Regions from separate parts of the Homo sapiens genome. Here region 1 is linked to region 2. Evidence: chromatin loops called from intact Hi-C (ENCODE). Cell type or tissue: heart left ventricle. All regions are shown on one strand. Each heading gives the region's core, and the rest is flanking DNA. Links, peaks and the distances in the headings are about the cores only. Region 1 overlaps CANX (calnexin). Region 2 holds the start of LOC105377763 (a long non-coding RNA gene).

The links. Hi-C counts contacts between places; a loop is a spot of excess contacts. Peaks named below come from ENCODE experiments on the same cell type or tissue, not always from the same donor. Only the 100,000 strongest peaks of a DNase experiment are listed, where the experiment ranks them.
Region 1: it touches region 2 in a loop (6-fold over the local background); 4 of 110 quality-filtered maps call a loop at or near these places.

What each region holds. Positions count from the first base shown.
Region 1 is chr5:179,725,597-179,729,913 of GRCh38, reverse strand. CANX (calnexin) reads right to left here. Exons shown (of 15, transcript NM_001746.4): 14 at 3,155-3,234; 15 at 1-1,323. The coding sequence ends at 1,270. Among named protein-coding and RNA genes, the nearest start is that of MAML1, 5.1 kb to the left of the region's middle. In heart left ventricle, for the core only: no CTCF peak of the experiment used is centred there; no DNase peak of the experiment used is centred there.
Region 2 is chr5:179,655,152-179,659,543 of GRCh38, reverse strand. LOC105377763 (a long non-coding RNA gene) reads right to left here and starts at 1,782. Exons shown (of 3, transcript NR_134260.1): 1 at 1,447-1,782; 2 at 1,063-1,237. In heart left ventricle, for the core only: no CTCF peak of the experiment used is centred there; a DNase peak (open chromatin) is centred at 1,771; H3K4me3 peaks cover 1,082 bases.

The DNA.
Region 1 (4,317 bases), core at 1-4,000, 70 kb before region 2:
GAAGGCTTAAAATATATAGCAGCTACAAAAAAAATCAGATAACTCATGCTTCATGTCACTCCTCCCACAAATACTTCTAGTCTGTTCAACTGCAGTCAATTCTGTATTGGTTTGCCTGTGAATTAGACTTCTCAAGTCTTTACACAGAGTAAAAGAAATGGATAAAAATCAAAGTATTTTTCTGTACTTTGTATCAATGTATTCTATTCTGTACTTTGACCCTGGAAAGGTATGGGTCTGCTTAAAAGAAAGAAGAAACATACACGTAATCACAATAAAGCTTAACATTATGCAGGGCTTATAATCATTTTCAGCAACGGACTGCAAGCTGCACTGTGAAGAAAATGCATAGCAGAGGAGAAAGCTGGGGATCTGAGGAAATAGGTAAGGAAAACAGTGTCAACACACAGTGGAAGAAGTGATGAAGACATCTATTCCGGAGCTCACGTGCCATGCCCTGCTAGCATTCCTTAACAAGCCACCTGCTCCAGAAGGCCACAGCCTGACCCTCCCAAGTGGAATATAAATGCCCAAGTGCCACATGAAGCCACCTCCTCCACTACCTAAAAAGCTGTCTGGGAACTGAGCTACAGAACACACACACTTTCTGGTCTAACAAACATCAAGTGAAAGAATTTTTTCTTATATATCTATTTTTAATACAACTTAAACGCAACTTTTATATGAATTTGGGCTTCTATTCAGTCCCTCTCCTCAATTTCCTTAGGAGGAACTCAATAATGGAAGCAAACAAAACAAGATTCTAACCACAAATGACTGCACTTTAAACGTAATTATCAATTTTGAGGGACAGAGGTGTGAATGTTTTACAATACCAAACTTTAAAAAAAATCTATTATAAAAACTGCAACTCATCTCCCTAACATTTTTAAATGGTGGTATTATGTTTGCACAAACAGATTAATACATTAAATTAAGCCAAGATCTTAAAGACTGGCAAAGTTCTATCATTCTATTTTAAAAACAAAGATGTTAAAAAAAAAAAAGTTAGTTTGCTTCATGTTACATTTCACAACCATTATGTTAAATGTTTTCTTTTCTACAGAAACAGGGTCCTTTATATCACAACTGCAAGTATTTACTGCTAGATGTTTAAAGTTACACAGACTAGTGTTCAACTGGAGCCTGCTGATGGTGATGTCTTGAAGTTTTCTGAATGTCAACCTAAGGTGTGCCAGGTCCTCTCCTAGGACCACTCTTGCAGGGGAGGAGGGAGAAGAAATCACAGATCAAGCTCTTAAGATTGTTTCACTCTCTTCGTGGCTTTCTGTTTCTTGGTGATCTGTTCAAAATTTCATCCTCCTATTGATTGAAAAGAAATTCATTATAATTAGCACATTTAAAAAATAATAAAAGTTCACCATATTTTCAAGATCAGCCAGACTGAGGGTAACTTATTTGAGGAAAAAAATGAGGAAAATGATGAGAAGAAAATGCACCAAGAAGAATGGTTGTCTCAGAGGTGGTGGAATTATGCCTACTCTAATTCAGTTTAGTCTTTATTGTTTTCTATAAACATACACTTTTCTCAATCTAACCCATAAACATTTTCTTAAAAAAGGATCAGACACTGTGATTTCTTAATCTTGCTTAATCCCAAACAATCTACTGGCCTATGGCACACTAGCCCCATTCTGAGGATAAGAAACCAAGGATTCATGAAGATGGAAGGCTATCCAAGTAGACTGACTCCAAGGCTGCTGCTCTGTACTCTATCACAAGTTGCTAAGATTGTAAATTACCCTATGAAAATATTCCCTTTTTTTAAATGCACCAGCAACTTTTTAACGTGTGAGGGAGTTTGGGGGAAACATGGTCTCTACTTTTAAGAATTGCATTCTAGTTAAGACAGAACATATCCATGGAAAATATACAAAAGATACAGATAGCAATGATCTTTATTAATAGGAAGGCAGAGTTGTAGCTGAAAGTAAAACCTGAGGAGAGCTTTCCGGGAGAGACCAGATTTAGACACAGAGGTGCTGGGTAAAGGACTTTAGTAAGCAATGGTACATACAGACAGTGACTGTTCCCTTTCTCTCATACTCTATATATCCAATCTACCACAAAACCAAGATCCAGATCTCCAACTAGTTCTCATACCCTCTGTTCCTCTCCTGTCACCCTTTGTGGGGCCACCGTATCTTTCCTAGATGATTACAGGGACCTCCTAACTGGTCGCCCTGATTCTCCCTGGTATATAGGAAACACAGCAGACACAGTCATCATCCTGTGACACCTGTGTCCAGTAGCCTGTGATGGCTGCCCGCTTCACTAGGAGGGAAAGCCAAGTCCACACAACAGCCTGTCTAACCTGGAGCCTTCTCCACCCTTCTTTTCTCCACTCTCTCTGTCCACTCACCATACTGGCCTTGTAGACAACCACTTTAGGCCTCAATACTGGCTGTTCTCTGTGCCTGGAATGCTCTTCCCACTTACATCCCCATGGAAAAGTTCTCTACCTCTTTCAAGTGTTTGGTTCGATGTCATCTTTCGAGTAAGGTTTTAACATGGTGACCCGCCTACCTCTAGCACTTTTAGTATCTTTTCCTGTTTTAATTATTCATCGTTTCTTACTTCCTAATACGCTGTGTTGTTTACTTCCTTAAAATGTTTACTGCTCATTGCCTGTTTCCCCCAAGTAGAATTTAAGCTCCCTAAAGGCAGAGTATCTTTGTCTGTCTTACTCACTGACAATGCCTGGCACAAAATGGGCACTCAACAAATGTCAGTTAAATGAATGAATGAACCCATCTATGGACAACGGGGACAAAAAGTTTAGAACACAGTGATTTGTATAAGAAATACTTTTCAGGGCACAGTGAGGAGAGGCAAATAGACTGTTAATGACCCGAAGTTTCCTTCTTAGCAAGCATTTTATTTTCCCCCTATAACCTTCTGCTTATTTCAGAAAATGATTTTCAGCTAAAAAGATACTTCTGAGATTAATATGTAGCTTAAAATTATCAAACAAAACACTGACCTGTATCACAAAGAATCCCACTTCAACAAAATTGGCTTTAACAGAATTTTTACTGCCATAAGCCACTGTAAACTACCCTATTAAAATATTCCCTTTACATAAATGTACCTTCAGCTTGGTAAAACAAAATGTGTGACCCCTTTCCTTTACCTCTGCTTTAGGTTTTCTGTCTTCCTCCTCTTGACTGACAGTGCCACCATCTTCTTCAGCATCACTTTTCTGTTTCTCTTCTAAGACAGAAGTTAAACAACTGAGCAAAACCTTATTATTTTTGGTGATTATATATTAGCATTAGAACACATCTCTAGATCTACAATTTTTTTTTTTTTTTTTGGAGACAGAGTCTTGCTCTGTCGCCCAGGCTGGAGTGCAGTGGCGCGATCTCGGCTCACTGCAAACTCCGCCTCCCGGGTTCACGCCATTCTCCTGCCTCAGTGTTCTGAATAGCTGGGACTACAGGCGCCTGCCACCATGCCCGGCTAACTTTTTTTATTTTTAGTAGAGACGGGGTTTCACCGTGTTAGCCAGGATGGTCTCGATCTCCTGACCTCATGATCTCCTCGGTGGCCTCCCAAAGTGCTGGGATTACAGGCGTGAGCCATCGCGCCCGGCCACTATTTTTTTTGAGATCGACTTTGCTTGTCACCCAGGTTGGAGTGCAATGGCATGATCTCGGCTCACTGCAACCTCTGCCTCCAGGTTCAAGTGGATCTCCTACCTCAGCCTCCGGAGTAGCCGGGATTACAGGTGCCCACCACCACGCCTGGCTAATTTTTGTATTTTTAGTGAAACGGGGTTTCACCATGTTGGCGAGGCTGATCTCGAACTCCTGACCTCAGGTGATCCACCCACCTTGGCCTCCCAAAGTGCTGGGATTATAGGCGTGAGCCACCTTGCTCGGCCAACAATTTTTTTTTTTTTTTGAGACTCAGTCTCGCTCTGTCGCCAGGCTGGAGTGCAGTGGCGCAATCTCGGCTCACTGCAACCTCTGCCTTCCGGGTTCAAGTGATTCTCCTGCTTCAGCCTCCCGAATAGGTGGGACTACAGGCGCCCGCCACCATGCCTGGCTAACTTTTTTATTTTAAGTAGAGACGGGGCTTCACTGTGTTGGCCAGGATGGTCTTGATCTCTTGACCTCGTGATCCACCCACCTCGGCCTCCCAAAGTGCTGGGATTACAGGCGTGAGCCACCATGCCTGGCCAACAATTTTTTTTTTTTTTTTTTTTTTGAGACAGAGTCTTGCTCTGTCACCCAGGCTGGAGTGCAGTGGCCCAATCTCGGCTCACTGTAAGCTCTGCCTTCCCAGGTTCAC
Region 2 (4,392 bases), core at 117-4,116:
AAAAAAAAAAAAAAAAAACCGCAATGAAAAGCCTTGAGTATAAGGTAGGGTGCTCAATCTTCCTCCTAATCACAGAAATGTAAAATAAAAATTAAAAATAAACTAAGAGCCATCCTGGCCAACATGGTGAAACCCCATCTCTACTAAAAATACAAAAATTAAGGCCAGGCACGGTGGCTCATGCCCGTAATCCCAGCACTTTGGGAGGCCGAGGCCGGTGGATCACGAGGTCAAGAGATCGAGGCTATCCTGGCCAACATGGTGAAACCCTGTCTCTACTAAAAATACAAAAAATTATCTGGGCGTGGACCTGTAGTCCCAACTACTCGGGAGGCTGAGGCAGGAGAATCACTTGAACCCGGGAGGCAGAGGTTGCAGTGAGCCGAGATTGCGCCACTGCACTCCTGCCTGGGCGACAGAGCAAGACCCTGTCTCAAAAACAAACAAAGAGGCCGGGGGCGATGGCTCATGTCTGTAATCCCAGCACTTTGGGAGGCCGAGGCAGGTGGATCACAAGGTCAGGAGTTCAAGACCAGCCTGGCCAACATGGTGAAATCCCGTCTCTACTAAAAATACAAAAATTGGCCAGTTGTGGTGGTGCATGCCTGTAATACCCAGCTTCTTGGGAGGCTGAGACAGGAGAATCGCTTGAACCCGGGAGGCAGAGGTTGCAGTGAGCACCGCACTTCAGCCTGGGAGATGAGAATCCGCCTCAAAAAAAAAAAAAAAAAAAAAAAAAAAGGAGATCTCTGCTCTCTTGACGGATTAGCAAAAACCCAAGAGTTTGCAACATCCACTGCCAGCAAGGCTGGGGGAGGGCACTCACATAAATGCTGAAGAAAATGCACGATGGAGCAATTCCTACGGGGAGCAAAACTGCGTGTGCCTTCACCCTCTGATCAGGCAATTCCACTTCACGGAATGTATCTCAAACACGCACCGATTTCCCTCTGTCATAAATAGCCCTGACATAAGGCGCTTGGTAGTCACTGTGGTGCTTTCCTCAGGGTCCCCTCCCACAGGCGGCTACTGAGGTCATTTTATCAGGCCCCCTGGGCTCACCTTTTGTTCCATCCCGCACAGGTGAGCCGTCTGGGCAGGCTTTGGCCAGCTTCGCGCAGGTGCCACTGCACAGACTCTCCCTTCAGAGCAGCGCTGGAGGACGGGGTCAGGAGTCAGTGCACAAATCCCTCCTGTCCTTGGGGCCGGGCAGCCACCGCGGCGGGGAGACCCCTCGCTAAGGAGGAGTGTTGGTGTTGCCTCTACTCGCCGGGTCGCCCAGGGCCCTTCACTTCCGAATCAACTCCCCACAGCCGCTGCTTTCAGGGGAAGCCAAGCCAAGTCACATACGGCACGCGCACTGGATCAAAATAATACACGCCTCGACATGCGCCAGACGGTATGTCTAGTATTTAAAGAGCAGGGCTGAAAATGAAAGGTCCTTACCCGGCTTCCTTGCGATTTTCCCACTGCTTCCCCGCGCCAGGGCCGCCTCCTCCGCGGTGCGCGGGAGTTCGGGGAGCGCGCGCCCCCTGCCGGCCGGCCGGAGCGCGGGGCGGGTTTCGCGCCCTCCGTGACCTGGTAGAGCTTGGAATTGCTTCGCTTGTTCTCGCCCGAGGCTACTTTGAGGTTCTAAGTGACTCCCCGTTCCCCGGGTGCCTCGCCGTCGAGAAGCCCAAAGCTTCTCCATCTCCAGCGCTGGATGAGGCTCCCCTAGTTTTCCTTCTGCCCAGATACCCTGTGCTCTCACACAGGTCGTGCTCATGGCGGGGAACCGGGACTGCCGTTGTACGTGGCCTGGAGCTCACTTCCGCTCTCCCCCTCGCTGGACCTCTGACCGCAGGTCTCTGAGTCTGTTTCTTGGAGATTTGGGATAGCTGGGAGGCCCCATGAGAGCGAGACGGTGAAGCTACCAGCAATGGGGTCTGGTTCTGATGTAGCCATTGACCCCAGCTTGCACAGCTGAGCTTGCACATTCCTCCTCTCCTCCCCAGCCCCTGCCCCCGCTCCCAGCTGTGGCTGCCCCATGTCCTCTCCAGACCACCCCGCACAGCTGTGGCTGCCCCATGTCCTCTCCAGACCACCCCGCACAGCTGTGGCTGCCCTCCCAGCCTCCCTCTCACACCGCTCTGTGTGACTTTGTCCTGTGCTTGCTCCTGACACATGGACTTCGCTTTATCTTTCTTTTTTTTTTTTTAATTTTAATTAAAAAAAAAATTTTTTTTTTTGAGACAGAGTTTCTCTTTTGTTGCCCAGGCTGGAGTGCAATGGCGCACTTTCGGCTCACAGCAACCTCTTCCTCCTGGGTTCAAGCGATTCTCCTGCCTCAGCCTCCCGAGTAGCTGGGATTACAGGCATGTACCACATGCCCGGCTAATTTTGTATTTTTAGTAGAGACAGGGGTTCTCCATGTTGATCAGGCTGGTCTCGAACTCCTGACCTCAGGTGAACCGCCCACCTCAGCCTCCCAAACTGCTGGGATTGCAGGCATGAGCCACCGCGCCCGGCCTCAATTTATCTTTTATACTTGCCCAGGGCCAAAGGGAAGTCTTACATTAGTCAAACTCACCAGATTCAGTAAAAACTCAACCCTAAAATAATTATTTGAGACCGTGCAGTGGCTCACGCCTATAAGCCCAACAATTTGGAAGGCTCAGAGGTAGGCTTACTTGAGCCCAGGACCTCAAGACCAGCCCAGGGGGCCAGGCGCCGTGGCTCACGCCTGTAATCCCAGCACTCTGGGAGGCCCAGGTGGGTGGATCATGTGGTCAAGAGATCGAGACCATCCTGGCCGACATGGGGAAACCCCGTCTTTACTAAAAATACAAAAATTAGTGTGATGGCGCCCGCCTATAGTCCCAGCTACTTGGGAGGCTGAGGCAGGAGAATTGCCTGAACCCGGGAGGTGGAGGTTGCAGTGAGCCGAAATCGTGCCACTGACTCCAGCCTGGCGACAGAGTGAAACTCTTGTCAAAAAAAGAAGAAGAAGAAAAAAAAAGAAACCCAGAAAACAAAACGAGTCTTCGTCTCTACAAAAAATTAAAAAATACTTAAAAAATAATTACTTGGGTGTGGTGGCACCTGCCTGTGGTCCCAGCCAGCTGGGAAGTTGAGATGGGAGGATAGCTTGGGCCCAGGAGTTGGAGGCTCCAGTGAACTGTGATTGTGCCACTGGACTCCAGCCTGCGTGACACAGCAAGATTCCACTTCTAAAAAATAATTATAATCTGTCAAATTTCGGGACAGATAATCTTGGCCTCCCAGCCCAAGATTTGATTTGATTTCATTTTATTTTAGAGACGGAGTCTCGCTTTGTCGCCCAGGCTGGAGTACAATGGCACAGTCTCAGCTTACTGTAAACTCCACCTCACGCGTTCAAGCTATTCTTCTGCCTCAGCCTCTTGAGTAGCTGGGATTACAGGCGCGTGCCACCATACTCAGCTAATTTTTGTATTTTTAATAGAGATGGGGTTTCACCATGTTGGTCAGGCTGGTCTCGAACTCTTGACCTCGTGATCCGCCCACCTAGGCCTCCCAAAGTGCTGGGATTACAGGGGTGAACCATCCCGCCTGGCCAAGTTTTTATTTTAACAACTACTGTGTGTGAGAGAAGGGGGTGGGCTAGAGTAGGGTAATATGTACACGCTATGGCTGAAACAGAAAAATGGTAACTTTATTTTCTACTTCCCAGCATGCCCTGCTCTGAGCCCTCATTCCTAGTGAAGGTGGAAACAGAGCAAACTTGCTCTTGTATGGATTTAATTTAGTCTTTTTTTGTAATTACTCAGCCTTTCAGGTTGCTTTCTTCTCCGCTGCTCATTCTGTAGCAGACACTGGGTTGCCTACATAATCCCTTTTCCCCATTCTTTGCCAAGACCTCTGACTTTCTTTGGGATCCACCCTTGGAGAAGGTGCCTCTTGTCCTGGTTCAGGGACATATCCTGACGTGTCTAAGCCAATCACTGTAATGCCATTTCTCTCACCTCGGTTGGCTGGGGTGTGCATGAGACCAATTTCTGACCATGAAAACTCATGGATGTCTGCCATGGGGTCCATTCTTGAAAAGAAACACAAGTGGCCGGGCGCAGTGGCTCACGCCTGTAATCCCAGCACTTTGGGAGGCCGAGGCAGGCGCATCACGAGTTCAGGAGATCGAGACCATCCTGGCTAACACGGTGAAACCCCGTCTCTACTAAAAATCCAAAAAAAAATTAGCCAGGCGTGGTGGCGGGCGTCTGTAGTCCCAGCTACTCGAGAGGCTGAGTTGGGAGAATGGCGTCAACCCGGGAGGCGGAGCTTGCAGTGAGCACAGATCCTGCCACTGCACTCCAGCCTGGGGAACACACGGAGCAAGACTCCATCTCAAAAGACAAAAAAAAAAAAAGGAAAAAA